7 separate regions of the Mus musculus genome follow, and all the other regions are linked to region 1. The links are chromatin loops, found by intact Hi-C in ENCODE. Cell type or tissue: gastrocnemius. All regions are shown on one strand. Each heading gives the region's core, and the rest is flanking DNA. Links, peaks and the distances in the headings are about the cores only.

Region 1 (4,454 bases), core at 42-4,041:
CCCTAGTCAAGGAGTTAACACAGCAGAAACATTGGGACCAGGTCACTCTTGACCAACACAGACTCCTTCATCAAGGTGGTTTCTTAAGAATCACCTCTGGATTCCATCAAAGACTTTCTCAAGACGCTGGGGTCTAGGGACATTCTTCTCAATTATTCCTCCCTCACCTCTGGCTTTGCACCTATCTCACCTCTGTTGCAGCCTTCAAACTCCCCAACCTGTTTCTTCTTCTCCCTCACAGGTTCTGTCCCCCGAGGCATTTCTCTTATTGCGTCTACACCCATCTTGCCAATTAATTCCTGAAAGCCACAGGTGGAAGCCGAAGTGATCAGAGAACATGGACAACACAATAAGACACATCTGCCTCCTCTGCCACCCACCTGCTAGGAGGACCTGGCCCACAGAGAAAGAGGAGCACAGCTTGTCCCTCACACAGGTGGCAACCTCCTCACTACCAAAGAGTTCTCTGCTACCAACCTGCAAAGATACCCTGAAGGCAGCAATAACCACAATAATTCAATGTCTCAAGTATTTGAAGAAATTTGGAGACACTCACTTCCTACAAGGATAGCAGCTTTGGGCAGCAGCTATTGAGTTGTATTAATGTCCGAAGGGGAATAATGTAAGTGTGGTTGATGCAAAGCTGCAGGAAATGCAAGATAACCAGAGATACACTGGGGTAGGCAGTTTATGCATGGCTGTGGGAAAGCAGACAAGAGCTGAGACATCCCCGAAATATATTTTACATCATAGGTCAGGCATCCAGCCATTCCTTCCGGGATTATCTGTTCTTTTATATTCACTTCTTACTGACAAAGCTCATAATATGTGGTCTCTTCGGGACAGTATGTTTGAAAGTGGAATCACAGAGAATTAAAGTGAATTAAATCTCACTTTCATAGCTAAGAAGCCCGGAGCATTGCATAGACATGGGAAGGGACCAGAGGAAATGTGTCTTATACCTTATTCAGAATCTCTCAGGAAGCTTAGCAATTCAGATCAGGGGTACAATGATTGCCCAGCATGCAAAAACCACTGGGTTCATCCTTACTGCTACAGAAACTTTTTTCTAAGAAAGAAAATGAGAAAAAAAGAGAGAGAAAAGATAGAGGAGCAAGAGAGATGGAGAGAGGGGAAGAGGGGGAGGAAGGGGAGGAGGGGGAAGAGAGGGAGAGAATGAGAGGAGGGAGAAAGTAAGGGAGAGGGAGACAGAGATAAAGACAGAGAGGGAAGGAGAAAGACAGAGGCAGAGAGAGAGAGAGACACGGAGAGAGAGAAATTTCAAGAGAATGTCCTGGCTTTAGGAGAAGCTAGATGGACTGCTGCTGTGGAGTGAGACATAAGCCACCTTTTTTTCATTCATTACAGGTAGGACACACGATTTCCAACATCCAAGATGAAGTTGCTTATTTCTGTAACATAAGCTTTTGTGTTGTCCCTCTGATCAGCTGTGTGGCATGACAGGAGCAAACTGGTCCTACAAACCAGACATGCCGTCTCTTTCATTCCAGCCTACATTTTCTAACTGTGCCTTTTGCACCCAGCTGTCCACTCTCCCAACTCCAGTCTCCTCTTCTTGTGAAGTAGAGATAGAAATCAGGAGGTTGCCATGAGGTATAGACCAGGGCACACATGCAGAATACACAACTGCCTACCTGGCAAGACAGAGACAATGGTTGGAAATGCTTTGAAAACAAATCGTCCCAGTCCAGCTACATTTAAGGGACACTAAATTAGAAAAGGTTACTTAGACGTGTGGCTTTCAGTTCCTCAAACCCTGTGTGATCTCAGCATGTGATGTAAATCCGAGAGACAGACAGAGAGAGACAGAGACAGAGACAGAGACAGACAAAGAGAGAGACAGAGAGCCTGAGTAGAATCTAATTCCTAGAGTTCTTGGATCATTGTGTGTTTCTTTTTTCATGGTACCAACATCAACAATGGCATGAAATGCCAACTTGAAATAAAAACGTAACCAATATTGCTGTCCTCCCTTCTCCCACGCGGACTTCATCATCTCCTGAACAGCATTCAAACAATGTGCCTTAGTTCTGTAATTTGAAAGACATCAGAAGTGAGGTTTTGAGTTTTTAACCTTCAGGGTTTTTTTTTTTATTTATTTAAAACACTAATTCTAAGAAAAGAAACAAATGATTTAATGTACATTGTCAGCATGCATGATTATACTCTACACTAAATTAAAAATAACAGTGAGACCTTCTCAGAAGGGTTCAATCAAAACATTGCCTTGCAAATAAACTAGATTATGATATGCAAAAATGCGCTTTTCAGAAAAAAAAAACGATATCCTCCAGGGTCCCCATGTGCACGTCAAAGCCTCTATACACTTCCTTTCTGGCTCAGTAGGTGGCGCTGCAGATCCAGCAAAGGGAGAGTTCGCTTGTGTGCAGGCATTGCACCCTAGCTAGGGTGAATGTGTCTCTTTTCTCTGCCCTCTCCTGAGCAGAGGTGTCTGCCTGCTGAGAGAGAAGCTGGTTAGTTTGTTGGAGTAGGACATGGGGTCATGCAGTCTACGGAATGGTTTTCTGTCCCTCCTGGAAATTCTATTCCTATATCTGACCCATTTGAAATCCAGCATTTGTAACTTTAATAATGTCTTTCATATTTATATGTCTTTGTTTCCACTGTATAGATAGTGATAAAAAACCAGGGGGGAAAAAAACTTAACAAGATAAAATTTTATTTTTAAAATGTTTCTAGTATTAGAAAAACGGATCTTATACATGTGCCATTAAACTTGTGTCTCAAAAAGGTTATTTACACAATGCCATGGATGGAGAAGGACAACCTAACTCAGGCCTTGCCCACGTGAAACAATGTTCTCCCATCACAGCCATTGTTCCCACAGACCCAAGCACCATCCCTCAACCCTTTTAATTCCCGTCTACAAGCAGCTGCTGTATGTCTGTCAAGAAAACCACGAAAGATGAAACCTATTTACAATACCTGCCATAGACTTGCAAGGTCAAATCCTAGACAAGACTCAGAGCTTTGAAGAAGCATCCAAGGTGTAGGTTTATGTCCTAGTTATGGCTTCTATTGCTGTGATAGAGACCACAGCCAAAAGCTAGTTGGGGTTGGGAAAGGGATGAGTTTACTTCATCCTATGCTTCTGCATCATAGCCCATCATCAAGGATGGGCTTTTAGGCAATTGGTATTCTGTGGCATGCAGGGAGTAACAGGTGCCACCATGTTGGCTCAAATGTAAGTTTCACAACAGTACAAATGAAAAGAGTAATCACTGGAAGTGAGCTATCACAGCCCACTATAACACAGAGAAGCAGACTCAAAATCCGCAAGAGCAACTAGAACCGCAATCAAATCAATGGTGATTTAATTTCAGCAATACGGACTCATGCATCCCTTTAAATAATTATTATTTGAGTCTCTCTGGCTTGTGGTTTTTCACGGTGTATTAATATTTTAAACTTATTTATACTTACATAAGATTATGAAATAAAACAAATTTTTGCCTAATTTCTTTCCATACACTTAATAACACTTAATGGAGAGAGAGTGTATCAGAAAACATGATACTTGTGAGGACTATTTCTTTTCCACTTAATTTCCATGGCAGTCATCACTCAAGGTTAACATCCCACATTTCACTTGGGAGCTAGCCACAGATGCTGGGGTCTAAGGTCCAAGGTCCCATCCTCACTGGAGCTGCCCCGAGCCATCTGTCTACTTTTACCACACAGCTGGCTGAGCATCCATATCACCAAATGTCATCTAGGACCCCAACTTATTTTCACACATTTTAGATCTCTAGAGATATGCTGCCTCACCTGTGTGTAGTTCTGGCCCACCATGGCATTGAAAAGAACACCTTTCTGCTTAGAAAGCCAAATTCAACCTCAAGACAAATCAAGGCTTAGACAAACTATGAAGAAGCCATATAACTTAGACTCTTCTTACGGAGAAGCACCAAAGATGGAACAGAAATTGCAGCAGGATTCCTTTTTCCTGAAACATGCTACCTGGTTCTAGGTACAAAAGGAAAAAAAGGGGGGATTGCCACGCACCCTCCAGTGAAGTCTTCTTGACAGGCTGAGAAGCCTAGGAGCACTCACGAGGCATAGAGTTTCAAAAGGAACTTACCTCCTGGAGCTTTGGCGTTCTCATAACCTGTATACTCACACCCTATCCCAGCATTAGTCTAGTGTATGGATCCGCGTGCTCTCTTTTAGTATTATTTTATTATAAGTGTCTTTTAAGTTTGAATTCTGACATAGCCAGAGCCTTCGCCAGTGTTCCAATGTCCTAGAAAATGCTTGAAGCCGAGGAGCTTGATAGAGACAGTAACTAATTAATCATTACAAAAGATGGAGCCAGCAGCTCAGGGCTGGTCTGCACAGTGTTTACTAAGGACAGTAGTTAGTCTCACCCAAACAAGGGACTACCATGAAAGAGCCAGGGAATCCCACTGAGA
Region 2 (4,454 bases), core at 185-4,184, 59 kb after region 1:
ATCAGTAAACCTAGTGTCTGAGTGGCAAGGCAGCCTGACCAAGTTCATAGTCACCCATCAAGAAGTAGAACTATAACCCCAGGTGTGGTGGACAACAAGAGTTTCACCATCATGGGAACTGGTCATTCTGCCCTGTGTTCATTCACTTGCTCATTTGATGGAAAATGAGGCATCAGCTCACCTTGAGAAATGCTTCAGAACATGTGGTAATGGACTCTCGAAGGAAATGAAATGGTTCATGCAAAGGCTACAGATGTGAAGAGATGTGTCCAGAGAATGGGCAGGTGAGCAGGGGGCAAAGCAGAAGAGGCTGGACAAAGGGGAGTAGCCACTGGACAAGGCAGACCACCCAAATGTCAAGCCACTGAAGCCCAAAGGATAACTGTCACTGTGTTAATTCTCAAGGAATGCACACCTTGTTGTGTTTTCTGCATCAAGGAAGTCACAATTACCCACACTAATGCCTGTGGAGAAATCAACTGCTAAGAATTTCTCTTGATTAGAATACAGATTTAATTTATTTATTTCATCTACTTTCGGGGTTAGAAGATCTGCTCACTTGCAATAAGTATTCAAACTGTCATCTGAATTGTAGAAAAAGAAGATATATTATTTTTCTTCTCTCCCCTTTGAAACGTATGCTATTAAAATGCTGGTGTGTCACAACATCTAAAGCACTACGGTAGTAGTGAATATTGATAAACACATACAGAGACAGTCACATTAGCTTTGAATGGCCATATGGCTACAATTCATTTTATCTGTTAGAAAGAATATTCTTTAAAGCAAAGTTCCAATGAGAGGAGGAAAAACTTAGTTTCTCAGAAGGCGTTCAAATGAGACATACAAGGATGAAAATGTTCCTGGTGGGAAATGCTTTAAAAATGAGGGTGACATCATACCCAACTGTCAGAAAGGACAGGGAACGCTATTCAAGTCACTGTAATGCAATCAAGAGCCTTCCCAGAGAGCAAATCCCAGGGAGCACTTCCACTACAAACCTCTTCGCTACAAAGCTCACTACAAAATCCCAGAGACGGAAAAGCGATAAACTTCAGCTGGATTTATAAATAAAGAAGCATCATAATAAGACAGCATAAATAAGTTTTTCTCCTGAACAAATAAGACATTGGAGGAGGAAGACCCTGGAGTTAAGGACTGAATATGAAATGTGTTTCTACTCTGGAAAGCTCTTAAATATTCTAAAACAATAACAAGCCTAGCAAAAGTTCCATTCACAGCTCTGGGCCTAGGGAATAAACTTTATATAAACTGTACCCTGTGTAGCAGGTACAGACAGGGGGCCCCTGGGAACATAACTCCAGTCTCTCTTAGTTCACTGAGTCGGAAACCTCAGTCAGTCCAGAAAAGGCAAAAAGAAGGAATGGATTGGTAAGACATCTTGCAAGAGCCTCTGTACTAGCTGTAGGCCAATCCAGACTAAATGTTCACAGACAAGGAAATGACATTCAAAAGTTGAGTTCATGAAGTTTCATGGGAACTCTTTGAACAATACAAAAAGTTATCCTGAGTTTATAATCAAAGTAAAGCTTCAATAAGACCACACCTGCTTAGCACGGGCCCTAAATCTGATGGCTGACATACTTAAACAATAGAAAAAAACAGAACAAACAAACAATATGAAGCAATGCCCAGAGCCTAAAGGAAACATGACATGAGGATGAAGGACACCCTGGAGTGCTGTGTCCACAGGCGAGAAAGCCAAGGATTGACGGCCACCAGTAAAAGCTAAGAACAGCCGGGCACAGATTCTCCCTCAAAGGAAGGAACTAACCCCATCAATGCCTTGGTTTTGGATTTCTGATCTCCTGATGTATTAGAGAACAAGATAAAAGTCCCTCTATCCATGATTAGCCTCCAAGAGAAAGTAATACACAGAGTATATATTATAGTGGCTAAGATACCAACTCCAGAGTGAGGGTCAAGCAGCATTCACTAATTTGAACCAGAGCTTTTAATGTCTGTAACAGAAATCATAAGTGCTTGAGATAATATCTACCTCTGAGGGTACTATTACTGATAGTCTGGTAATGATGATCATGAAGAAAACACAAAAATCCATGAGCATAGATATTTGTAGGACTGATAGTATTAATGCAATGTTAAAATAAGCAGTGAGTGAATTACACATGCCACCCATGTATGTTAAAATGATTACATGAGGAAACTCTGCCCTCTAGTGGCAGAGATTGGATGCTCATTAAATACCCATAAGCACGTTCATTTCCCAAGCTAACTTGAAGGGTGGGGCATGTGAACCTTTTTGACTAATGATAAGCTTGCAGAAGGACCAATCAATAATCACTAGATTTCCATAAACCATCACTGTGTTAAGCTACTGGAGTTTCATGCCCTGCCTGTTGTGGTATTTGACATGAGTTATTTTAACGAAGACACCTGTGTCACCTCCCTTACAATTCTTACCTCACCCCACTGGAAAATTTGGGGGAAAGAGAAGAAAAGATGGCTCAGTGAAGGATACCGGAAGCATTATTTGGACCATAATTGGACTCAAATGGAACCGAACTCTTTCTATAATACTCAGATAAGGGAAAGACAATGAGCTGTGGTCAAAGGAGGCTTTCTGGGTTTACTGATGACAGCATCTTCCGAGTAGTTTCACATCCCCACATCTGAGGAGAGACAGACACTCTTCACTAGCCCTTTTCTTCATCCTCAAAAAATCCTGCCCAAGAAATGCCTTTGCAATGATGATGTTAGGGAGACGCTTCGCTGGTGGATTCTATCCTTATGATATGACCAAGAAATCCACAAAGGAAAACTAGGAAGCTGTCAGCAATGGTGTTCTGTGGAAATTCAGCCCAGCTAGGAAATGAAGAAAGCTGGAGGAAAACAACAGAGTTTTGACTTTGCTGAGTCTATTTCTTGTTAGGAATTGTGATGAATGATGTCACTGGCCTAGCAAGAATCAGGCTATGCTCTGATGTACATTTACATCGGGAACACAAGGAGGGGGACGCATGCAGACTGCTCGGCAGCACTGGATAGTTAGAGCTCGAAAGTTAAGTATCCCCTTGGAAGTCCAACTTCAAGTCTGCCCTCAGGTTCCAACTTCAAGGAAAGAGCTGAAGGAAATCTTTGGCAAATGCAGATTAGCTGAAGAGTTGTTATCACAATGACTAGACACATACATTCCCACATAATGCGATGCTTACATTTCAATTACAAAATATAATGGAATGTATTCTCTTATGAACATTATATATATACATATACATATGTATATGTATATATATATGAATACTATGAAAAAATTTAACTGGTAATATAAAACACTAATATTAAAACATATCCATAAGTTATTGCTTAATAAAAATAAGTAAAACTTTATATATAATAAAATCCTACCTTATAAATTAACAAATTAGCAAAAGTTTAAATGACTATGCCACAAAATGTTCACAAAAGCTGTCTCTAATCCTCAAGATTAACAGATGACTTTTTATTTAAATTATTTCCTTTAGGGCTCAGAATTTGAAAACTATGTGTGCATGAAAGTCTTTTAAATAACAAGAAACTGTGGCCACCACTAGGACAATGTCACTGCTAAAAATCATAGGACCAAAGCAAGAGAAATATGTCCTGGTTATTAAGGCTGGGGTGGCAAAGTCTTATGAGACAAGAGATACAGTTACCCTGAGTGGATCACTGAGAACTACAATCTGCCATGTAAAGGCAGCTTTTAAATCTTCCCCAGTTCAAAAGAGTGCGATGAGACAGGAGTAAAGCACTGTGGACAAGAAACATATCACACACAATAGGAGGCACATGAAAGTCAGGCTACAGAATGATCACTTCCTGGGATGAGACTGACCACACCCGTGGGATGCTGGAGTGCTCAAGTTTACAGCAAAGACGGACAACAGTTAGAAGCAGCAGTGCCTCACGCAAAGGGAAAAAGGAAGGTTGAAAAAATGATTTTTCAAAACCACATTGAAATGTCTGCCCCGCTTAATTAATTATATTTAATAAAACTGCACAGATTTTGAGGCAAAAATATATATAAGATATGAAGAGGGTTGCCACAAGATTTAGTGAGCACCAAACTCTGTTCAACCATCGCAGTGTGAGAATGAGCAGTATCTATATTTTTCATGGAATTTGAAAGTTTTAGTGCTTGCTGAGTGAAATCAGGTAAGCACCCACCCTTACCATATGTCTTTTTGTTCACACTTATTTTATTTTTTTTTACAATTGTTTTTGTATAGGAAGATTAACTCTTACCACATTGGGCTTATGGTAAGATAATTATGTGATTTAAAAAAAAACCATTTCCTGCCTGCTTTTCTAAATTCTTCATGTTCCTTATGGTGAAAACATTTTCTTTCCATACTGAAAAAAAAAAAATGAAATTTGTGTGGAGGAAAACAAAACAACCCCCCCCCCACAGATTTCTTCTGGTTAGGAACTTT
Region 3 (4,454 bases), core at 39-4,038, 720 kb after region 1:
GAACCAAAGCAAGCATGAAACTCTGACAAGGGCTATGGTGGCTCGCAGAGGGCTGCTTGCCCAGCATGTAAGAGGCTCTGTGCTCACCCCAACCCTCAGAGACAACAGAAGCTCTGAAAGGAGGGGGAAAGAAAACTTCTAAAACATCGGGGATGGTGGAATTACAGGGCTGGAAATGGAGAGGAGCCTAAGGAAAAAAAAGGTCCAGCAACAGGCCCAATGTGGGATCCAGCTCAAGGGAAGGCCCCAAGGCCTGATACTATTACTGAAGCTATAGAACGCTCACAAAAAGGGACCTATCATGACTGCCCTCCAAAAGATCCAACAAGCAGCTGAAAAGTCAGATGCAGATTTGCACCCAACCAATGGACAGAGCAGCTGACCCCTGTTGTTGAATTAGGGAAGGCTGAAAGAAGCTGAGGAGGAGGGTGACCCTATAGGAGGACCAGCAGTCTCTATCTGGGCCCCTGAGATCTCTTAAACACTGGACCACCAACCAGGCAGCATACACCAGCTGATATGAGTGAGGCCCCCAACACACATACAGTAGACTTCTTCCAGGTCTGTGTTCATTCAGAGATAAAGCACCTAGCCCTCCAGAGACTAGAGGCCCAGGGAGTTTAGAGGTCAGGTGGGGTGGGGGTGGGGGCATCCACGTGGAGACGGGGTGGGATGGGGAGGAGATATGGGATGGGGAGGGGCGGAGAATGAAACATGGAGTATAAAAAATGAATTACAGATAAATTTTTTTTAAAAAAGGAAAAATTCTAAAGGAGAAAATATGCTATCAGTCCTACCAACTTCTGAGTCTATTAGTTACCTTTTAAAAAATACAGAAATGGCCGGGCGAGGTGGCACACGCCTTTAATCCCAGCACTCGGGAAGCAAAGGCAGGTGGATTTCTGAATTCGAGGCCAGCCTGGTCTACAAAGTGAGCTCCAGGACAGCCAGGGCTACACAGAGAAACCCTGTCTCGAAAAACCAAAAAAAAAATAAAACAAAATAAAATAAAAAATACAGAAATGAAAACAACTTTAGAGGTTGGAGAGATTGCTCAGTGGTTAAGAGAACTGGCTGCTCTTCAAGAGGATCTGAGTTCAGTTCCCAGTATACACATGGCACCTCGAAACTGTCTGCAGCTCCAGTTCCAGGGAATCTGACACCCTCACACAGACACACATGCAGGCAAAATACCAATGCACAATTTTAAAAAATTAAAAAGAAAAACAATTTTTAAAAATCAACAAAAATAAAAACAAAGATGTTCTAAAGAAGGAAAGGTCTTGGCTTGTTTTTTTGAAACAGGGTATCGGGCTGGTGAGATGGCTCAGTGGTTAAGAGCACCCGACTGCTCTTCCAAAGGTCCAGAGTTCAAATCCCAGCAACCACATGGTGGCTCACAACCATCCGTAATGAGATCTGACTCCCTCTTCTGGTGTGTCTGAAGACAGCTACAATGTACTTACATATAATAATAAATAAATCTTTAAAAAAAAAAAAAAGAAAGAAACAGGGTGTCATTATGCAGTGCTGTCTGCCTTGGAATTCTAGCCTCACACTCACATCACAGCTCTGCCCGCCTCTAGTCCTCAGTGCTTAGGTAAGACACTTGTCACCACACTTGGTGACAATTTCATAAGGATATAAATAACCTAACGGCAGATATACCTGCTATATACAAACATAATATTATTATATAGGAATATACTTATCTAGAATCACTAGTACTATTTCTGCCTGACAGTTTTAGATTTCTCAAATAACTCTAAAGTAAATTAAACTATCTACCAAATTTTATATTCTAGTTTTGCTTTTTTTTTTTTTTTTTTTTTTGGTTTTTCAAGACAGGGTTTCTCTGTAAAGCCCTGGCTGTCCTGCAACTTACTTTGTAGACCAGGCTGGCCTCGAACTCAGAAATATGCCTGCCTCTACCTCCCGAGTGCTGTAATTAAAGGCGTGCACCACCACGCCCGGCCTATTTTTACTCTTTACATGTAATGATATTTAAAATTACAGGGTAAAATTATTGTTAATTAGCCAAGTCTGCCATCTAGAGGGGACAAATGTAAGTACAAATACATATTTAAATTCCACGACATTATGCAAGTCTGTATATGGATCAAGTGGTCCTAAAACAAAATCTTACCACTCTGATTCTTTTATTTTTATTTTCTACATTTTGTTTGATTAAAGTAATAAATTTAAAATGTCTACCAAATGTAAAAGATGGGTAAAAGTGACTAAATGAGCTATTAATCGAATAAGGGAAAAAGTACAAGTTCATGTTAGTGTGCGCCTTTAATCCCAGCACAAAAAGACAAGCAGATCCCTGAGTTAAGTCCAGCATTGTGTACATAGTGAATTTCAGACCAATCAGGGTTACAGAGTAAGACCCCTCCTCGTTCAAAACAAAAAAAGTACAAGGGTATTTTGATATACTGTTAGGAGGAATGTGAACTAATATTGAACAAAGCTTGTTGAAAACTGCAAAAACCACAAAAAGCACCGTGTGTATCTACAGCAATGCTCTAAAAAGTAGACACAAAAAAATAAATAAAAAGTAGACACAAAAAAATAAATAAATAAAAAGTAGACACAAAAGCAAAACCTTAAAAAAAGTGTGCTAAGGGAACTGGAGAGATGGCTCAACAGTTAAGAGAACTGGCTACTCTGTATACAGAGTACTCATATATATAAAAATACATAAATCTCTAAAAAGCCAGCAAACCTAACATTACACTTCAAATCTTTATTTATGAAGATACTGAAAACACCATTATTCTTTATGTCTCACTTCTCTAAGAAGGAAGACTGTATCATTAGTTGCTAAGGTGCCAGCTGTCATGACAGGCTTCATCCACCACTTACTGTTGTTTCTTTTATGATGATACGTTTGCCAGAAAGAATCTAACGTCCAAGCATTATCTATCAACAGTCTTTGAAAACATAATCTGAAAGAAAAACTGTTTCCCAAAAAAGTAAAATACATTTAAAACTGATTCAATGGGCTGGAGAGATGGCTCAGCAGTTAAGAGCACTGACTGCTCTTACAGAGGTCCTGAGTTCAATTTCCAGCAACTACATGGTGGCTCACAACCATCTGTAATGGGGCCTGGTGTCCTCTTCTGGTGTGTCTGAAGAGAGCAATGGCGGTGTACTCATATGTATAAGATAAATAAATCTTAAAAAAAAATTAAAAAACCTCTGACTCATGATTATAAATATAAATTTTAACCTTTTCTACATACAAAAAAAGAAAAATAGCAACACTATCATTCCCTTCTTCAAGCCAAAACACATATTAATGAAATAGCAATTGTTATTTGTGGGGGAAAAAATTGTGGTTTTGCAAACCAAAATGCCACACACTGTTGAGGAGCTAGCTCCCCATGAATGGCTAGAGTCTCCTCCACTGCCTCTATACTGTACAGTCTGCTGTGAAGAAGGCATAATCCTAATACATCTTCTTGCACATGGCCTAACTGTCCAACCACTCAAACACATTAAACATTATTATTGGGGGCTGGAGAGATGGCTCAGTGGTTAAGAGAACCAACGGCTCTTCTGAAGGTCGTGAGTTCAAATTCCAGCAACCACATGGTGGCTCACAACCATCCGTAAAAAGATCTGATGCCCTCTTCTGGGGTATCTGAAAACAGCTACAGTGTACCATATAATAAATAAAGACATCTTTAGAAAACAAAAACAAAAACAAAAACAAAAACAAAACATTATTATTTAGGAAATTAATTTTGGGCAGTTTGTAAGGTATTTCCATTAATAAACCTTACACTTTATTTTACTGAGTTTCTGTGTAGCCTTTGCTGACAGGGAGCTCACTATACAGACAGACTAGACCTCCAACATATAAAGATCCACTTGTGTTAGCCTCCAAGGAGTGAGATTAAAGACATGTGTCACCATACCTGGCTTATTTCTAAGACAGGGTCTTACTATACAGACATGACTGACCTACGCTCACTAAGTAAATCAGGCAGGTATCACACTGCAATGGCTCTCGTACCAACATTCTACAAGCTGAGGTTACAGGCATGCACCACTGGTCTACACCAATCTTATATATTCATTAAAGCCAACTATTAACAGGAAATGTTCCATAAGTGTCACCCTCATTTATAATGTGGTTTCTTCTCTAACCATTATACTAACTAAAGGCTGTTCCCCTCATCATAAAACTGTATTTCAAAGAGGTGATGAAAAGGACACATTCTCATTTTCTGGAGAATAATATGAGTTCTGAATCTGAGTTCCAATTTATGGTACTAGGATGACATCAAGAGACTCACTTGTATGATGTGTACATCAGACACTCTACAGGTTAGGGAAACTTATGAGAAATGGCTATAGAAAGCCTGGGCTCTTGGGTAGCAACCCAATGTGCAGAGCCAGTGAAGGGTTCAGCAGTGAGCAGGCTACACCCAGCCTGAGGTCCT
Region 4 (4,454 bases), core at 284-4,283, 510 kb after region 1:
TCCACACCCTACTATGGAGATGCTTGCTCTGCCATACTTATAGTAGCTCTAGTCACAATTACAAGGAAATGAAATCAGTCTATATTTCCATCAACAGATAAATAACAACAGTACTTATATACACTGGGATTTTACTCACCCATATAGAAAAATGAAATTTTCCCAAAAACTGATAGAACTGGAAGACATTTAGGCTTAAAAAAGCAAACACATTCTCTCTCATGTTTGGATTTTAGTGTATATATGTGAGTGCTTGTTGACACTAGGAAACTAAAAAGGGGCCCAGGAAGAACAAAGGAAACTTTGTAAGGGTGAGGAGTGGGCATGGTTCTAGAACACATTTGATAAGGAATGAGGGACACTGGGAAAGGGCTTAAGTAGGGGATCCAAGCTGGGCCATGGAGGAGAGGTCAGGGCTGGAGGAGGTTCAGCAAAAACTAAGCATGTATGAAAAGGGCACAAGGAAACCTACTGCTTTGTAAACTATCAAAGTACAATTGAAAAAAATGTCTTATACTGAAAACAAATAACAACGCAAGCACCTTAGTCTATAAGGTGTAAGGCTTAAAATTCAATGAATACTAATTTAAGTAACCTCCTGTGAAAAGTAAGACTGGTCACGAATTTTTAGTCATTTAAACACTACAAAATGACATATCAAAAAAAAAAAAAAAAGCACAGTTCTGTTAGAATTCCCCCACTCCTGAGCCTTAAAATTTCAGCATTCAAGTTGGAATTTACTCTGGATTTTTATAACATTTTCTTCTTGGTCAGTGCTTAACAGTACAATTTTCTGTACCATTAAGTACAGATGGTAACTGTCCTTATGAGAAAGATCCAATGTGGCCAATGTGGTTAAAATCTCCTTGGGTTTGGATCATTTTATCATTTAATAATCTTCCTTAATTGTCATACATACTGAGGTTTGGGTAGGAAAAAAACAAACAAACAAGGTATTTAGATTCAAGATTTTTGAGTCCAAGATTCGGAGCTATGTGGCCTGACAGACACTCAACTGTTGGGGTTGACTCAGTGACTGAGTGCTTAATGGTTTTGAAAAAGACCCCAGTTTAGTTTACAGTACACATGACAGCTCACAACAGCCTGAAACTCCCGTTCTAGGGACTCCAACGCTTTATTCTAGCCTTCGTGGGCTCACAAATGTTGTACATATAGTCATGCTAGTTCACACATGCACATTTTAAAATCTCAACTGATTTGCATATCTAACTACATGGGAGAATATGGGTGTTTCCTCCATACAGTGATGAGGTCATATTTAATAATGGAGTGCATCTGTGAGGCCATGATTCAGTGTGCTCAAATTATAAGGACGGCTGTTTCTATTCTCTCAATGGCCTTTGGCATAAACAAGCTTACAATCTTGAGGTGGTGTGTCAGCTCTAGCCTACATTAAAATCATACTTAAATTGAAGCCCAGGGCTTAAATTTCTGAAGGAATAAGCCCCTTTCTAAATTCATGGCTCTGAGGTGTCCTGCTTATTTTCAAACTCTTAACAAGAGGGTCGGGGGAGGGCGTGTGCTTCAGGAGGTATCTTGTAAGCAAAGGCCACAGACGTTCTTTCTCGAGGGATCTTGAGACTGATCGTTCAGGGGCCACATGTTGAAAACACACCGTAAGGGACAAAAGCCATCTCCTATAGCTTCTCTTTTGGTAGAAGCCGGGCTACCTACTAGAAAAAGGAAAGGATTCATGTGTGCTCTTTTACCACACCGAAAAACCTAAACAGCTCAGGAATCTTTGAATCGGTTCCTGAGGCGCCAAGCTGCCGGACAGTCGCCCACGCTCCGGGTCAACTGACGCCGGCTCCACCTGCGCCCGGTGTCACACGCTCGTCGGAGGTTTCCGCCTCTCCACTTGTCCACACCGAAGCTCCGAGACGATCGGCCACACTCGCTCGGTGACAGCACCGGAGACCACGCTTGCCTTCTGAGGTTCCCGGGCCGGAAGTGCGCTCTGCTCCCGCCCCCGCCGGCGGATCCGGAAGTGGGGGTCGGCAAGCGGCGCGCCGCCCTCCGCGGGGCCCCCGGGCACGATGCTTCGCGGCGCGCGCAGCCACCTCCCGGCCTCGGTAGCGCCCGCCGCGGTCCTGGCTGCGGCGCTGCTCTCGTCGTTCGCGCGCTGCTCTCTCCCGGGGCGCGGCGACCCGGTGGCTTCGGTGCTCAGCCCCTACTTCGGCACGAAGACACGCTACGAAGATGCCAACCCCTGGCTGCTGGTCGATCCGGTGGCGCCGCGGCGGGACCCGGAGCTGCTGGCGGGGACCTGCACCCCGGTGCAGCTGGTCGCCCTCATCCGTCACGGCACCCGCTACCCTACGACCAAGCAGATCCGCAAGCTGAAGCAGCTGCAGGGGCTGCTGCAGACCCGCGAGTCCCGGGATGGCGGGAGCCAAGTGGCCGCCGCGCTGGCCGAGTGGCCGCTGTGGTACGGTGACTGGATGGACGGGCAGCTGGTGGAGAAGGGGCGGCAGGACATGCGACAGCTGGCCCTGCGTCTGGCTGCCCTCTTCCCAGACCTCTTCAGCCGGGAGAACTACGACCGCCTGCGGCTGATCACCAGCTCCAAGCACCGCTGTGTGGACAGCAGCGCCGCCTTCCTCCAGGGGTTGTGGCAGCATTACCACCCAGGACTGCCACCTCCCGACGTCTCAGGTGACAGCGCGCTCCGCCTTCCCTAGACTGCGGACTCCCTCATCCAGCCTCCCCTCGTGTCCCTTTTTGTCACCTCCCTTTCCCGCTTGCGTTCTCGGGACCCAGGATGTGGACTTGGTTGTCTCTGTTGTTTTAGTAATACGCTTGTCCATTCACTCATCAGGTGTGAATTCCTAGCATTTTCTGCGCAAGAGTGCAGTAGGGGACGCTGGAGACCCAGCTAGAAGGAGGGGAAAGAAAGTATCGCTTCTCGTTTTACATTCCACATTCCCAAATCGCGTTATCCCCCCGAGTGCCAACCTAGCTTCTTTTCCCTTCCTGGCAAGTAGTTTAACACCTGGGCGCACTTAATAATATAGAACTTTCTTCCTCCCAAACTGCTTGTGAGAATTGGGAGTTTTGTTGTTTTGTTTTTTTGACACAGGGTTTCTCAGCCCTGGTTGTCCTGGACTCGCTTTGTAGGCTATGCTGGCTTCACAGAGATCCACCTGCCTCTGCCTCCTGAGGGCTGGGATCACAGGACTTTTGGCTTTTTTGTTGTTGTTGTTGTTAACAACATCTTTTCCTGTGTTTCGACATTTACAAGGATTTTTTAGGAAGCTGCTCCTCAAAGCCTCTTTAAGCCTTACTTAGGGTTAGGGTACCCTGTTTCGTTCTTGTGTTTGCTGTAGTTTCCCTTGTTGTAGCTGTGGTCCGTAGTCACATGTATATTACCTCACCTACTTATTCCATTATTATACGGCTTCGGGATTTCGGGGCACAAGTAGTGGAATCCTCATTTCACAGGTGAAGAAGCCAAGAGTGTGTCCCCTTCATCACCCTTATATAGTGGTGAACTAGTCAGGCCCAGTATCCAGATTTGTGGCTTTTCTAGAGTGGTGAGTTTTCCTTCGGAAAATGTTTTAGCTGTTGCGGCAAACGGTAACGCTTTCTGTGTGCCGAGCATCCTGTACACTGGGCACTTAACACTGCTTTATGAAGTTGCTAAGTGTGTCCCCTGCCAATCTCACGCACAAGAAATGAAGCAAAAGGTACCAAATAATTTGCAGATTTTCATACAGTTAGACAAGGACCTAGGGAATCTTATATAGAGCTTGCTCTCAACGCTATGCATACGGCTTCCCTGTAAGATAACTTGAAGAAAATAGCGTGGGGGTTAGGAGTGGATAAGTGTTAGCAACTGCTTATCAGTTTGAGCCTCAGAGAACTGAAGCAAGGACATTAGCCGACAAAGACTCAAACAACAGAAAAATTCAGTTTCCCATTTCTCCCCTAATACTTAAAAACCTCTTAGAGATTTCCACATGGTTGTGTGTTGTGTTACTAATTTGAATAACTCAACTGGCTGATGTATGTATGTATGTATGCTTATTTGTTGAGTATGCTTTTTAATTATGGCTACTTTTTTTTTCTCATTAGATTGAGTGAACATCTTCCTAAATCCATTCAAATGAACTTGAGTGTCAAAACTAGAACATTTAAAGTAGCACAACAGGGCTGCTGAGATGGCTCAGCAGGTTCAGGGGCTTGCAGCCACGCCTGACGCCCTGTGTCGGGTCCCTGGGTGCATGTTGTGAAAGGGAGAACTGAGTCATGCTAGTTGCACACTAAATGAACACCAATAAATCTCTTTTTTTCCAATTTTTTATTAGATATTTTCTTCATTTACATTTCATATACTATCCGGAAAGTCCCTTATACCCTCCCCCCGCCCTGCTCCCCTACCCACTCACTCCCTCTTCTTTGTCCTGGTGTTCCCCTGTACTGGGGCATATAAA
Region 5 (4,454 bases), core at 271-4,270, 470 kb after region 1:
TGGGAGGAAGCAATGGCAGGAGCCAAGGGACAGGAGTTGGATGGAGGATGAGGTGTGTGAGCTTGAGATTCCTCCTACGTGTCTTGGAGATTGCTATTGCTCAGGAGCACCTGTTCTCCAGGCTTGAAGGCTGGCATCCAAAAGGTAGGGGCAGTTGGCTAAGTCGAGAGCGCCACCCAGGTAGCAATTTCCACAGGTGGACAGTCGGATGCTCTATGCTTTTGACTTCACTCTTTCCAGTTCTTCTGCAAGACCACAGGTGCAGTTCTTACAGGCTTTCCTCTTTTTTTTTTTTTTTCTTTTTTTCCCTTTCTCCACCTGAAGGAGCCTTCCGGGAGGCTGGATCAGGCTTCTCCAAATCTTCTGGATCTAGCAGCTCATCTGCATCAATGGGATCCTTGCTCTCATCCTCTACATCATTGGCTGCAAGGGTCCAGATCTCAGCAGCTGCAGAATCCACCACAGGCCTCACTGAAGAAGCCTTCACGTTGCTGAAAAGCTTAAGCTGGCTAGAAGAGCCCACTTCAAAGTTTGGCTTCTTGCCAGTGCCTTGGACAGGCTGTCACTGTGGTAGCCCAGGTATTCCTGCACCTCCTCGGGACTTAAAGGATTCCGTTGTAACTCATTCACTTCCACGAGGCCAGAAAGAGACAGGGACAAATGAACACAGCTTAGAGGCCATCTTTACTTTCTCACTGTTAATTACAGCTGTCTCCACTGACCTCCTCCTGGCAGAAGGATTCGCACTATCACAGCCAGAACCTCAGCGCTATGCAGAGGTGATCCCTGGGACATACCTGACAATGAACTCCAAAGCTGGAGTCATTCTGTTTGTTTGTTTGTTTGTTTTGTTTTGATTTTCCGAGACAGTGTTTCGTTGTGTAGCCCTGGCTGTCCTAGAATTCACTCTGTTAACCAGGCTTGCCTGAAACACACAGAGATCCACCTGCCTCTGTCTCCAAGCTCTAGGTTCAAAGGCGTGGGCCACTGCTACCCAGCAGAATCTGTGTTCTTTATGGACAGACTTTAACAGCTGGTTGATATTTCCCATGAGTACTTGGCCCTCACTGGCCAGTTGACCCTTGAAGTCTATCTAGTTTTTAGGCTCTCATCAGGAGATGAATTGTCCCAGAAAACTGCCACAGCTGCTCAGGGCACTCTGCCATTGCTGCAGTGCTGTGGGACCCAAAATCTGTTCCTTCCTAGCCTAAATACCCACTGTGCAGACGCAGGCTTCTTGTCTCCCTGGCTTAGTATTTTTATGGAATTCTTGAGTGTTTGAATAAGTGAGTCTTCTGATTCTTGTTACTGCTCTCTGGACTCTTTTCCTCCTGCTGGGTTGCCGTGTCCAATTTCAATATGATGGGTTTTGTTTTATATTATTATATTTTGTCATGTTTGGTTGTTATCTCTTAAAAGCCTTTTCAATCCCAGCACTTGGGAGGCAGAGACAGGCGGATTTCTGAGTTCGAGACCAGCCTGGTCTACAGAGTGAGTTCCAGGACAGCCAGAGCTACACAAAGAAACCCTGTCTCGAAAAAAACAAAACCAAAAAAATAAAATAAAATAAAATAAAATCTAATGAGAGTCAGAACGTACTGGGGGAGCAGGGCTGGGAGGAGTAGAGTGAGGGACTAGAAAATACAATTATGATATAATGTGTGAGAAAATAATCTATTTTCAGTAAAGGGAAAAAATGGGAATGGCCTAGAGATCACACGGAATACAGGTCACTTTTACATTCTATAATGATCACTTTCATGAGTATTTTCATATCATCCCCACCAATTTCTTTACCTTTTAAATAACTTAACATTGTATAAATTATTTGGAAACGACAAATGCTTAGCAAGGTTAGAGCGCAGCCTTGAAGACAGAGAAACATGTGTTGTAGGGCAATACTGCCCCCTACAGGTGCTTAGCATGCTTTGGACAAGAGAGGCTCCACCCAACCATCGGACTGTCCTGCAGCCTGAATCAGACCTGTCCTCTGTTTTGAAAAGTGTTGGGAGCCGCGCCCACATTCGCCGTTACAAGATGGCGCTGACAGCTGTGTTCTAAGTGGTAAACAAATAATCTGCGCATATGCCGAGGGTGGTTCTCCACTCCATGTGCTCTGCCTTCCCCGTGACGTCAACTCGGCCAATGGGCTGCAGCCAATCAGGGAGTGACACGTCCTAGGCGAAATATAACTCTCCTAAAAAAGGGACGGGGTTTCGTTTTCTCTCTCTCTTGCTTCTTGCACTCTGGCTCCTGAAGATGTAAGCAATAAAGCTTTGCCGCAGAAGATTCTGGTCTGTTGCGTCTTTCCTGGCCGGTCGTGAGAACGCGTCTAATAACAATTGGTGCCGAATTCCGGGACGAGAAAAAACTCGGGACTGGCGCAAGGAAGATCCCTCATTCCAGAACCAGAACTGCGGGTCGCGGTAATAAAGGTTCCCGTAAAGCAGACTGTTAAGAAGGATTCAACTACATGAATTCAGAACTTTTCAGCTGGGGGAACGAGAGTACCAGTGAGTATAGCTTTACGAGGTAAGCCTGGCCTTGAACTTTCTAAGGAAATTCAAGACAGTCTATCAGAAGTAAAGTGGAAAATGGCTTTACAAGTTATGTTTGGCCTTGAATTTTTTCTAGTGTTAGAAGCCCTTTTGTTCCTTTTCACATGTTATCAAGTGGTTAAGGCAGGGAGGATTCTAGAGGAAATTCAGGACAATCTATCAGAAGTAAAGTGGGGAGAGAGAGTAGGAGCAAAGAGAAAATATGGTACACAAAATAAGTATACAGGCCTTTCCAAGGGTCTTGAACCCGAGGAAAAGTTAAGGTTAGGTAGGAATACCTGGAGAGAGATTAGAAGAAAAAGAGGAAAAAGGGAAAAGAAGAAAGATCAATTAGCGGAGGTCTCTAGGAAAAGGAGCCTGTGCTCATCGCTGGATGGGCTCGGGGAGCCAGCTCTTAGTAGCTCTGAAGCAGATGAAGAATTCTCCTCTGAAGAAACAGACTGGGAGGAAGAAGCAGCTCATTATGAGAAAAAAGGGTACCAGCCAGGTAAAGTGCTAGCTAATCAGTTAAGGAAGCCAAAAGCGGCTGGCGAAGGCCAGTTTGCTGATTGGCCTCAGGGCAGTCGGCTTCAAGGTCCGCCCTATGCGGAGTCCCCGCCCTGCGTAGTGCGTCAGCCCTGCGCAGAGAGGCAGTGCGCAGAGAGGCAGTGCGCAGACTCATTCATTCCCAGAGAGGAACAAAGGAAAATACAACAGGCATTTCCGGTCTTTGAAGGAGCCGAGGGTGGGCGTGTCCACGCTCCGGTAGAATACTTACAAATTAAAGAACTTGCCGAGTCGGTCCGTAAATATGGAACCAATGCTAATTTTACCTTGGTGCAGTTAGACAGGCTTGCCGGCATGGCACTAACTCCTGCCGACTGGCAAACGGTTGTAAAAGCCGCTCTCCCTAGTATGGGCAAATATATGGAATGGAGAGCTCTTTGGCATGAAACTGCACAAGCGCAGGCCCGAGCAAACGCAGCTGCTTTGACTCCAGAGCAGAGAGATTGGACTTTTGACTTGTTAACGGGTCAGGGAGCTTATTCTGCTGATCAAACAAACTACCATTGGGGAGCTTATGCCCAAGTTTCCTCCACGGCTATTAGGGCCTGGAAGGCGCTCTCTCGAGCAGGTGAAACCACTGGGCAGTTAACAAAGATAATCCAGGGACCTCAGGAATCCTTCTCAGATTTTGTGGCCAGAATGACAGAGGCAGCAGAGCGTATTTTTGGAGAGTCAGAGCAAGCTGCGCCTCTGATAGAACAGCTAATCTATGAGCAAGCCACAAAGGAGTGCCGAGCGGCCATAGCCCCAAGAAAGAACAAAGGCTTACAAGACTGGCTCAGGGTCTGTCGAGAGCTTGGGGGACCTCTCACCAATGCAGGCTTAGCGGCCGCCATCCTCCAATCTCAGAACCGCTCCATGAGCAGAAATGATCAGAGGACATGTTTTAATTGCGGAAAGCCTGGGCATTTTAAGAAAGATTGCAGAGCTCCAGATAAACAGGGAGGGACTCTCACTCTTTGCTCTAAGTGTGGCAAGGGTTATCATAGAGCTGACCAGTGTCGCTCTGTGAGGGATATAAAGGGCAGAATTCTTCCCCCACCTGATAGTCAATCAACTGATGTGCCAAAAAACGGGTCATCGGGCCCTCGGTCCCAGGGCCCTCAAAGATATGGGAACCGGTTTGTCAGGACCCAGGAAGCAGTCAGAGAGGCGACCCAGGAAGACCCACAAGGGTGGACCTGCGTGCCGCCTCCGACTTCCTATTAATGCCTCAAATGAGTATTCAGCCGGTGCCAGTGGAGCCTATACCATCCTTGCCCCCGGGAACCATGGGCCTTATTCTCGGCCGGGGTTCACTCACCTTGCAGGGCTTAGTAGTCCACCCTGGAGTTATGGATTGTCAACATT
Region 6 (4,454 bases), core at 363-4,362, 130 kb after region 1:
TCTATACCGTCATCGGTGTGCACAGTGCTTCTAGACTGTACCTTCACACCACATCGGGACCCTGAAAAACTTTAAGCTAAAACCTTGTATTCCTTGAAATTCCATTCAGTTCAAGTCTTTGAAGATTATTTCTAGTCTGTTTTGAGTTTCAGATGCGTTTCCACGAACAAAATAAAAGGTTCGTGAAGTAATACCGATACCCAGCTGAGCACGTAGAGACTGATTAGAAGTCATGACATGCTGAAGGATGTTTCCGGTCACACTGTGTGTGCTGGGGCTAAAGTAGTCAGGTTGTAGGAGAGGAGAAAGCATTCGGTCTTAGATGATGCCTCCCTCCCTCCCTCGGGCTTCCGATGAATTATAGAAGTTTGCTCTCCGAGTCTGGGGTTTTAAATCGTATCTTCCAAAATGGGCAGGAAAATGTGTTTCTGCCTCCTGCATCTACCAATTCAACAAACAACTTCAAATATTTACCTCTAAGTATAGATTTCCAGTAGAGATAGCAAAAAACTACCGTTTGAATCCCACTGCGATCGTGACATTCAAATGACCTGACGCTGCAGCACTAGAATTCAGATCAGTTTAAAGACAATCCCCAGCATCCGAGATGCAGCTTAAATGAGGATGGAGAAATCTGCAAACGCTCACCCCTGCACCCTGGGCTCTTATTTTCACGATAGAATGCAGGCTAATAGACAACTGCCCTTTCTCCAAGGGACCTTGTTTGCAAACAGGAACAAGCATTGCTTTGTTCTCTTGAGAGAAAACAATACAGCATCAATCAAAGCAAAGCCACGTACCCAAACCCGCTGCTGCAGCTGCTCATTCAAACCCCCGCATATCTATCGTTCACGGGCAAACCAGAGTGCCTGCTGGGATGCTTGTGTATCCTCTGCCCGGCTCTTCAGAACACCGCTGCAGGTTAACTCTTGGAGGCTGGAAGCTCTAACCCAGAAAGCCAAGGCTCTGTAACTTAACCACTTACACGCTGACTCATTCAGCAGACACGGTGCACTCTGCTAAGCCTGCTGATGGATGAACACTTGTACCATTCTTGGAAGGTAACACCTAGAACAGTGTTTCTCAACCTGCACTTCAGGACCCTTTTGGTAGGAAGACCCTTTCACAGGGGTCACAGGTCAGATATCCTGCCTATCTGATATTGATAGTGATTCATTACAGTAGCAAAATTACAGTTATGAAGTAGCAACAAAAATAATGTTATGGTTGGGGGGGGGGGGTCACCGCAACATGAGGAACTGTAGTAAGGGGTAGAGGCATTAGGAAGGGTGAGAACCACGGCCCTAGAGGCTGTCTTTTTCCACCATGAACAAACATCATCATTCGCTCAGCCCAACCTGCTTGTCCTCTGTGATTTGGAAAGCAAGCAGTTCATTGCCAAGGATATCAATTGCGTGCCACAGAGACAAAAGTAGACAGTCGCTGCAGAGGCTGGAGTAAAGAACATTTTGAATAAAGGACATACATTCTAGGAAAGACGTTTCTGGACAGATTGCAACTTGATGGAGAAGATTATTATTCACATGTAGTAAACATACCTTAGTAATTTGGATAAACAGATAAAGCTATATTTATATTTCCCATAACACCCCTCCAGGCAACCGCCCCCCCCCCAAAAAAAAAAACAAACCCCAGCTTCTTGCAATATTGCCCTACAGTTACCAGGGCTCCTAGTAGGGCAGGTAGGGGAGTTGAAGAGGGTCAATCTTCTGAGCCTTTGGGAGTTGCTTTACAAGTATGAAAGTCAGGGACAGAAAGCAAAGCCAGTATAGGATCAACTTCTGTTTTTTGTTGTTTCCTTCTGGGCCTTTTCTTCTTGGGACAGGTAATCATGGTATTTTCATAGCCTCGACTCACAGCCATGCCCTGGCCTCCTGGGCCTCTGGAGTGATGGTATTTCAGAAATGTGTCCCATGCTTGGTCCTGGCTCTGGTCTTTGCAGTTTACCTCATCCCCCCCACTCCCCCATGTCGCTATACAGAAGCCTCATGTACCTAGAATCCCCAAAGAAGACTGCTCCTCTTGGCTTATAAATGGGTTGCTACATAGAGTGCCAAGGCATAAATCAAGGTATAGCAAGCCTCTAGCTTTCTTCAGGCTACAGAGTTCGCTGTGGCCTCAGAAGGAAGTAAAAAGTTAAGTACAAAGCTGGCAGGTGTGACAGTGTTTGCTAAAGACTGAGCTATTACAGGTAATCATCCCTCCATGGGGAGACCCGGAAGGCCAGCAGGAGCCTTGGCCCTTTCTCCTCCTCTCTGCCATCTGGAACGGCAAGGGCTGCCTTCTGAGGTTTATTTTCTGCTAACTGGGCTCCTAGGCACCAGGGCCTCCTTTGCCTAAACTTCGTCTACCCTGGGAGTCTCAAAGCTTCCAGAAAAGAGTGCAATCTACCTGTGAAGAAGGGGAGAGCACAGACCACCTGGGGAGCAGAAAGGACACTAACAAAGGCAGCTACATTGAAGCTTGCCTCACACCAGCAAATGTGCTGACCACTTTAAATGTACTTCGTAAGAAAGATCACCAGAAATGCCAGAAAAATCCGGGTTTCCTACTCCTTCCCAGTCTACCCTATGGTCAGGGCTGCCCTGTACCTGAAATCTGAGCTAAGAGAAATCAAAAGTGACAGAATTGATCCCACAGAGCAAACTGAGAAGGGGGACCCCTATCAATAAAGTGACCAGAGGAGGCTGGGAAGACACAGCACAGAAGAGAAAACGGAACGGGAGTGTCAGGATGTCTAATTTCAGTTTTATCGAGAAAGATCATCATTTCTTCCTTAAGGAAAATCCATCACCAACCCATTTGGACATCTTAATTTTGTTTTGTCATCTGTAATTACTGTGACGTGCTCACAGCTGGTCCCATTTCCTAATTCTCGGACTGGAGCCAGATGACATGTGTGTTCAACTTATGAGAGTTAAGGAGCGTCACCTGTGAGCATGTGATACTTGAGCGACGTTTATCATTTTATTTTATTCTGTCAAGTAAAAAGTAGGAAGTCTCTCTGATTGGAGCTAAAGTAACAATAACAGTAACAAATTCAATAACAGTAACAATGATGGATGTTATTATCGCAACACAGACCGGCCAAGGAGGGTGTCCCAGCTGTTCATTATCTTAGGATCCAAGGACAGCTTAAGGATCCATATCTGGCCCTGCTAGAGGAACAGGGCACCTGTGTCCACAATCATATTTAAGAGCAAGAAAAACTTCCAAGAAGTTGCTCTAGGAATTTCTTGTAAAATTAAATATAAGCTCAGAAAGTTGGACATAGCTCTACTGAAAGATTCAGCAATACCACTCCTGGGCATATACGCAGAAGATGCTCCAACTTGTAATAAGGACACATGCTCCACTATGTTCATAGCAGCCTTATTTATAATAGCCAGAAGCTGGAAAGAACCCAGATGTCCCTCAACAGAGGAATGGATACAGAAAATTTACTCAGCTATTAAAAACAATGAATTCATGAAATTCTTAGACAAATGGATGGATCTGGAGGATATCCTAAGTAAGGTAACCCAATCACAAAAGAACACAAATGATATGTATTCACTGATAAGAGGATATTAGCCCAGAAGCTCAGAATACCCAAGATACAATTTCCAAAACACATGAAACTCAAGAAGAAGGAAGACCAAAGTGTGGGTACTTCGATCCTTCTCAGAAGGAGTAACAAAATACCCATGGAAGGAGTTACAGAGACAAAGTTTGGAGCAGAGACTGAAGGAATGACCATCCAGAGACTGCCCCACCTGGGGATCCATCCCATAAACAGCCACCAAACCCAGACACTATTGCAGATGTCAACAAGAGCTTGCTGACACGAGCCTGATATAGCTATCTTCTAAGAGGCTCTGCCAGTGCCTGGCAAATACAGAAGTGGATGCTCACAGCCATCCGTTAGACGGAGCATAGGGTTCCCAATGAAGGAGCTCGAGAAAGGACCCAAGGAGCTAAAGGGGTTTGCAGCCCCATAAGAGGAACAACAATATGAACGAACCAGTAACCCCAGAGCTCCCTGGGACTAAACCACCAATCAAAGAAAACACATGGTGGGACTCATGGCTCTTTTTATTAGATATTTTCTATGTAGCAGAGGATGGCCTAGTTGGTCATCAATGGGAGGAGAGGCCCTTGGTCCTGTGAAGGTTCTATGCCCCAGTATAGAGAAACACCTGGGTCAGGAAGCAGGAGTTGGGTAGTGGGGGGAGGGGGAGAGGATAGGGGATTTTCAGAGGGGAAACTAGGAAAGGGGATAACATTTGAAATGTAAATAAAGAAAATATCTAATAAAAAAGGAAAAAAATTAAATATAAGTCTACCACCACAGCCCATCAATTCACACCTCCATATTTATCCACAGGAAAACACACACACATGCATCCCAGCCTGGGCACTGTATGCTTATGCAGGGATATTCTTGGCTGCTT
Region 7 (4,454 bases), core at 383-4,382, 350 kb after region 1:
TGGTTAACATATACTTCATGCTTTAGAAATACTAATGGGAATAAAAATTTGATCAGAGCTTCCTTCCATTCTCAGGCACTCTACCAACTATGAACAGGTATGCCCTTCCAAAAGAAGTACTCTGTAATCCAAGTCCAAGGAATTTTGGACTCAACAAAGTTAAGCGACTTTCTTTATAGCAGGAATTCACTGCACTGTGAATGTCCTCAAAGATAGACATCCTACCCAATAGTCCTCAGATTTGTTTGGCCATGGAATATTTACACATTTTACCCTCTGAACTGTAAAAGCAGTTAGCAATATTGTTTTTGAAATTAGGTGCATACTTGTACAGGACAGATGAAAGGTCTTAATTCTGTCATCATGTGCCAGGCCTATCAATGGCCTATTGAATGGAATTTACATCATAATCCCTAAAACCTATGCATGTTTCTTTACAAAGTAAAAAGGGAGGGCAGCAAGGGGTTGGGGAAAGGGGCTTTTACAAATGCAATTAGGCTAAAGATATTGCATTGGAGAGGCCTGGTTTGTCCCAATATACAGTCAAAAGTGTCCTCAACATGTAGGAACCAGCCTGATACCAAATACAAGGGGTGTTGGGGAGAAAGGCAACTGATCTCCCAGAGACAAATAAATCAGCCCAAGAAAAGGAATTCTGGAGCCACCACAAGCTGCAAGAGAAAAGAGCAGATTCTCCTAGACCCTGCAGAGAGGGAGGGGCAGCCCTACCCACACCTTCACTTCAGACCATTAAAGCCAGTACTAGATAGACTTCAGGCCCTCAGAACTGTCAAAAAGCAAACTCGTGATGCTTAAGCTGCTGAGTTCATGATAATTTGTTGCAGCCTCCACATAGCCAGATGACTTACACTTGGTATCAATACTGATTTCCATGTTGTGTTTGGAGTCCTAACTCAACTCTTTAACAACTGCCACCGGGAGCAAATGTTGAATAGCTTCTCCTATTCAAGGCCCCTTGTGTTTCACAGCTTGTAAAATCTAATGGCCTGCAAGTCAGCAATGGCCACACTCAGTCGAGCTGTGCTAGCCACATACTAGAAGCATTTGACAGAAAGTAAAACACACACAGCTGGAACGCACAGAAGCCCTCATTAAGTATTCTTCAATGAAGCCCAATTACCCTTGTCCTCAATAAAGCCCCCATTAACCTTGCTTGCTGAGGTTTCACAATCCACTTAAAAGAGTATTCTAACTGATGACGAAATGTCCTGGAACTGGACTGAGCCAGCAAGACTTAAGTCATTGACTGGTTAACCACACGGCCTTGGTCAAGCTATTTGTCCTTTGTATGACTCAGGAATCTTATCTGGAAGACAGAACCAAGTTTAGTGATGTTTACATACTTGCTCTATTAATTAAACATGGAGATAGAGTTCCTCCCATGTATTTGAAATGAATCAGTAGCCAACGAGTGAAAATTCAACACATGGAAATAATTATTTGATGATCACTCCTACTCGGGGAGCTGGAGCTACTTTCACCTCAAGCTATGCCTCTTTGATCTTCCGTTTCACAAACTACAAATATTTAGCTTGCTGGACACTGAAATGACCTCAACAGAGAAAGGCAGATGGAGAAGCTCCACGTTATGCCCCTGGATCATTGCTTTTGATGTCTGGATCAATGATGAGAGTTAATGGGTCTAAGGCATGAGCTCGCTGCTGTGTTACCTTCACGGGACTCACTACAAGGCTTACATTTCCTGTTCTTGTAGCAGGTCTCCTGTATTCGTGGTCATCTGGACAGACGAAAGCAAACCACCACTGAATTCCATCTAACTGTGAGCTACTGAAGCTCCACCTGGAAGCCCTTGTATTTATTACCTGTCAGCTGTGCTCACAGCAGCGAAAGCAAACCATTCTCTAAAGCTCAGTGAAGCAGGCGCACAGTGAGGCCAGTTGCAACAACAGTCACCAGTTGTCACCACCCCCAAGCGCCACCTGCTGCCACATCTGATATCACAGCTTACACTGATGATTCAGAAGGTAGACTGCATCACACCTTAGGGCAAACATCAGCTCACCTTATGACCATACATCTGGACAGACATCAGACTTGATTCCTTCCGGAGGAACTTTTTGCAGGGTGTGGTAGCTCCTGCTGGTAATGCCAGGATTTGAGAGATAGAAGGTGGAGAATAAAGAATTTAACACAAGCCTGTACTCCACAGGAAAACTGACTTAACAACAACACAAGGCTGGAGATGTAACTCAATGACTGACTGAGCAAGTGTTTGCCTAGTATGAATTGAGTGCCTACAAAAGTAACAGACAGACAGGCAGGCAGGCAGACAGAGAGACACTAGTCCCCAGCTATATTGCCTTAGGCACCAATACCAGCTACCAGCAGAAATAAACCCAATTAAAGGTTCTGATAAAGAAAACAAATAAGCCTTGATGCTAGCTACATTTAAGAAACAAAAACCAGAGCAGTAATAACATTCCCTTGCCAGGGACAAATAGATGGAGATTCAAATAACCCAGCATCAGCAAATACACATAATAGGCTTTTCTGGTCTATAGAGACCATGGTGAGACACACCAAAATCCTAATAGACTCACAGTTCAGAAAAAGAAGCCCAAGCTAATGAAAACCTTAGTGGTAATGGTTGCTAAGAATCTCTTTATTGTTATGATTGAAGTATAGGTTACATATCCAAATGCTATGGAGGCACCCACCCTGTAGCTGGCAAGATGCAAAGCCAAAGAGCTGCGCACACACACACACACACACACACACACACACACACAGAGACAGAGACCGAGAGACCCATCCACGTCAGTATGTTCACATCTTCTTCTCACTAAATGTAGTTAGAGCACAGAATGTTAATGCAGATAACAGTCTTGGATATCTCTAGCTAAATAGAAAAACAAAACAATCTTACAACATGGAGCCGCAAAGGACATACCACCAACATCTTTCCTTCCTAGAATCCCCAGCCTTCCATATATCAGATAAGAAGCAACAGGACAAAAGTCAATGCTTCCAAGGCAAGGAAAGAGCTCAAATCAGCAGGAACCTCACAGACATCAACTCTTGAGTTTTTAATTGCAATGCCTCTAGATATTTGCTGAGAATCACCCAAGTTACTAACTTAAAATTCAGTGAGTGAGTCATGGTCTACCTACTCCTAAAGCTCAGAGTCTAATGCGGTACACCATCTCCCCAGGTTCAAGATCTTAAAAGAAAGGCAACAGAGCCTGGCTCACAAACAAGATGCTTACTATCCAACTTGAAGATGCCACTGCCGGGTCCTCCAGGGGGTCCGGTGAGCGCGGGAAGAGCACAGGATGCAGTCATGGCCTCTGCTCCAAGCCTATCCTTCTGTATGCGAGAAGCATTTGACAAGTGGAAGAACAATGAATTTCATATTTAAATCACTAATTCTGTTAGTGACTGAAGATCCTAAAAAGCTAATTAAGTATTCAGATCTTCAGTAATCCCAATTTGATTCCCAGATACAGAAAAATGTCGCCATCTAAAGATATACATTCCCTAGAGGCCAAAGCCTGCCTTCCTGGCTAGCTTTTAAAACACTTTAGGAAATTTGACCTCAAAGTAAAATCAGCAATTTAGTGGGGGAGGGAGGCTAGAGCCTCTGAAAAAACATCCTGCAGACCAACACACATTCAGAAATAAATTGATTTCTTTTCCTATTAATACACACAACTTGCTTTCTAAAACGCTGAAGCGTTTCCCACAATTCCTTAACTTAGTTGCAGCGAACGAATATCTCTTATTGCCAAGCTAGATTGTTCCAGATCGTTCCCTTTTGCTCTCTCCTTCACTGCCAGACATTAGCACAGTGACCTTGATTCTCCAAGCTCTTGGTGTGGGTTTTCATTAAATCCCAGGGGCCGGTGACAATGGCCTCCTAATGATTTCACAGTCACCAGAATCACCCTCTCCCACATACCAAACTCCCTGAGCAAGTTTCACTTACTCATTCACTGGATTCATTCAGCCAAAGTATTTCCAGAGTTTCTACTAGGTAACAGGCACAGCTCCAGGACAGAAAACAAAGCAGCGCACAGGCACACAGCACAGAAGCACCCCACAGTGGTGTTAGTCAGGCATTAGGCCTGTGCCAGGGAGGAAGCAGGAAGGGGACAGCAGGCTTAAGAGCTGTACTTCATTAAAGCAGTCAGCAAAGTCTCATTCCAGACAGGAAAAAAGAGGGGACCAACAGGCCAGGGGATGTGTATTCCAGGTAAGACAGTCACGTGTCCTCAGGAATGCAGGGCCCAGGATACAGCCTTCACAGGTGTGATCAGAGAGACCACAAAGGAACACATAGACATAGTCACAGTTGTGAAGTTCACCTGAAATGAAGCCCAAATGGTGTTTTTCTATTCAGTAATTCCTTCCAGAAATTCCCAAAGAAACTTAAAGGTTTTGAGAATATTGAAAGAGAAAAAAGTAAGGAAATA

What was found. Hi-C counts contacts between places; a loop is a spot of excess contacts. Peaks named below come from ENCODE experiments on the same cell type or tissue, not always from the same donor. Only the 100,000 strongest peaks of a DNase experiment are listed, where the experiment ranks them.
Region 2: a loop joins it to region 1, with 4 times the contacts of the local background. A loop is called at or near these places in 19 of 42 quality-filtered maps.
Region 3: a loop joins it to region 1, with 13 times the contacts of the local background. A loop is called at or near these places in 17 of 42 quality-filtered maps.
Region 4: a loop joins it to region 1, with 8 times the contacts of the local background. A loop is called at or near these places in 13 of 42 quality-filtered maps.
Region 5: it touches region 1 in a loop (5-fold over the local background); 10 of 42 quality-filtered maps call a loop at or near these places.
Region 6: it touches region 1 in a loop (4-fold over the local background); 15 of 42 quality-filtered maps call a loop at or near these places.
Region 7: it touches region 1 in a loop (6-fold over the local background); 7 of 42 quality-filtered maps call a loop at or near these places.

The regions. Positions count from the first base shown.
Region 1 is chr19:31,969,838-31,974,291 of GRCm38, forward strand. No RefSeq gene overlaps it. Among named protein-coding and RNA genes, the nearest start is that of A1cf, 100 kb to the left of the region's middle. In gastrocnemius, for the core only: no CTCF peak of the experiment used is centred there; a DNase peak (open chromatin) is centred at 2,369.
Region 2 is chr19:32,028,430-32,032,883 of GRCm38, forward strand. All of the region lies in intron 10 of Asah2 (N-acylsphingosine amidohydrolase 2), which reads right to left. Among named protein-coding and RNA genes, the nearest start is that of Asah2, 72 kb to the right of the region's middle. In gastrocnemius, for the core only: a CTCF peak has its summit at 2,203 (motif pointing left); a DNase peak (open chromatin) is centred at 2,206.
Region 3 is chr19:32,687,918-32,692,371 of GRCm38, forward strand. The region is part of intron 6 of Atad1 (ATPase family, AAA domain containing 1); the gene reads right to left. Among named protein-coding and RNA genes, the nearest start is that of Atad1, 22 kb to the right of the region's middle. In gastrocnemius, for the core only: a CTCF peak has its summit at 2,059 (motif pointing left); no DNase peak of the experiment used is centred there.
Region 4 is chr19:32,483,884-32,488,337 of GRCm38, forward strand. Minpp1 (multiple inositol polyphosphate histidine phosphatase 1) reads left to right here and starts at 1,886. Exons shown (of 5, transcript NM_010799.2): 1 at 1,886-2,676. The coding sequence starts at 2,058. In gastrocnemius, for the core only: a CTCF peak has its summit at 2,630; DNase peaks (open chromatin) are centred at 2,014 and 2,517; H3K4me3 peaks cover 2,257 bases; H3K27ac peaks cover 2,032 bases.
Region 5 is chr19:32,439,861-32,444,314 of GRCm38, forward strand. It overlaps the pseudogene Gm9563. Among named protein-coding and RNA genes, the nearest start is that of Gm46659, 35 kb to the right of the region's middle. In gastrocnemius, for the core only: a CTCF peak has its summit at 1,901 (motif pointing left); DNase peaks (open chromatin) are centred at 537 and 1,920.
Region 6 is chr19:32,102,219-32,106,672 of GRCm38, forward strand. Asah2 (N-acylsphingosine amidohydrolase 2) reads right to left here and starts at 922. Exons shown (of 24, transcript NM_018830.1): 1 at 801-922. RefSeq lists an enhancer at 4,433-4,454. In gastrocnemius, for the core only: no CTCF peak of the experiment used is centred there; a DNase peak (open chromatin) is centred at 2,334; H3K4me3 peaks cover 605 bases.
Region 7 is chr19:32,318,566-32,323,019 of GRCm38, forward strand. All of the region lies in intron 2 of Sgms1 (sphingomyelin synthase 1), which reads right to left. Among named protein-coding and RNA genes, the nearest start is that of Sgms1, 68 kb to the right of the region's middle. In gastrocnemius, for the core only: CTCF peaks have their summits at 1,964 (motif pointing left) and 4,085; DNase peaks (open chromatin) are centred at 1,956 and 4,080; H3K4me3 peaks cover 733 bases; H3K27ac peaks cover 3,561 bases.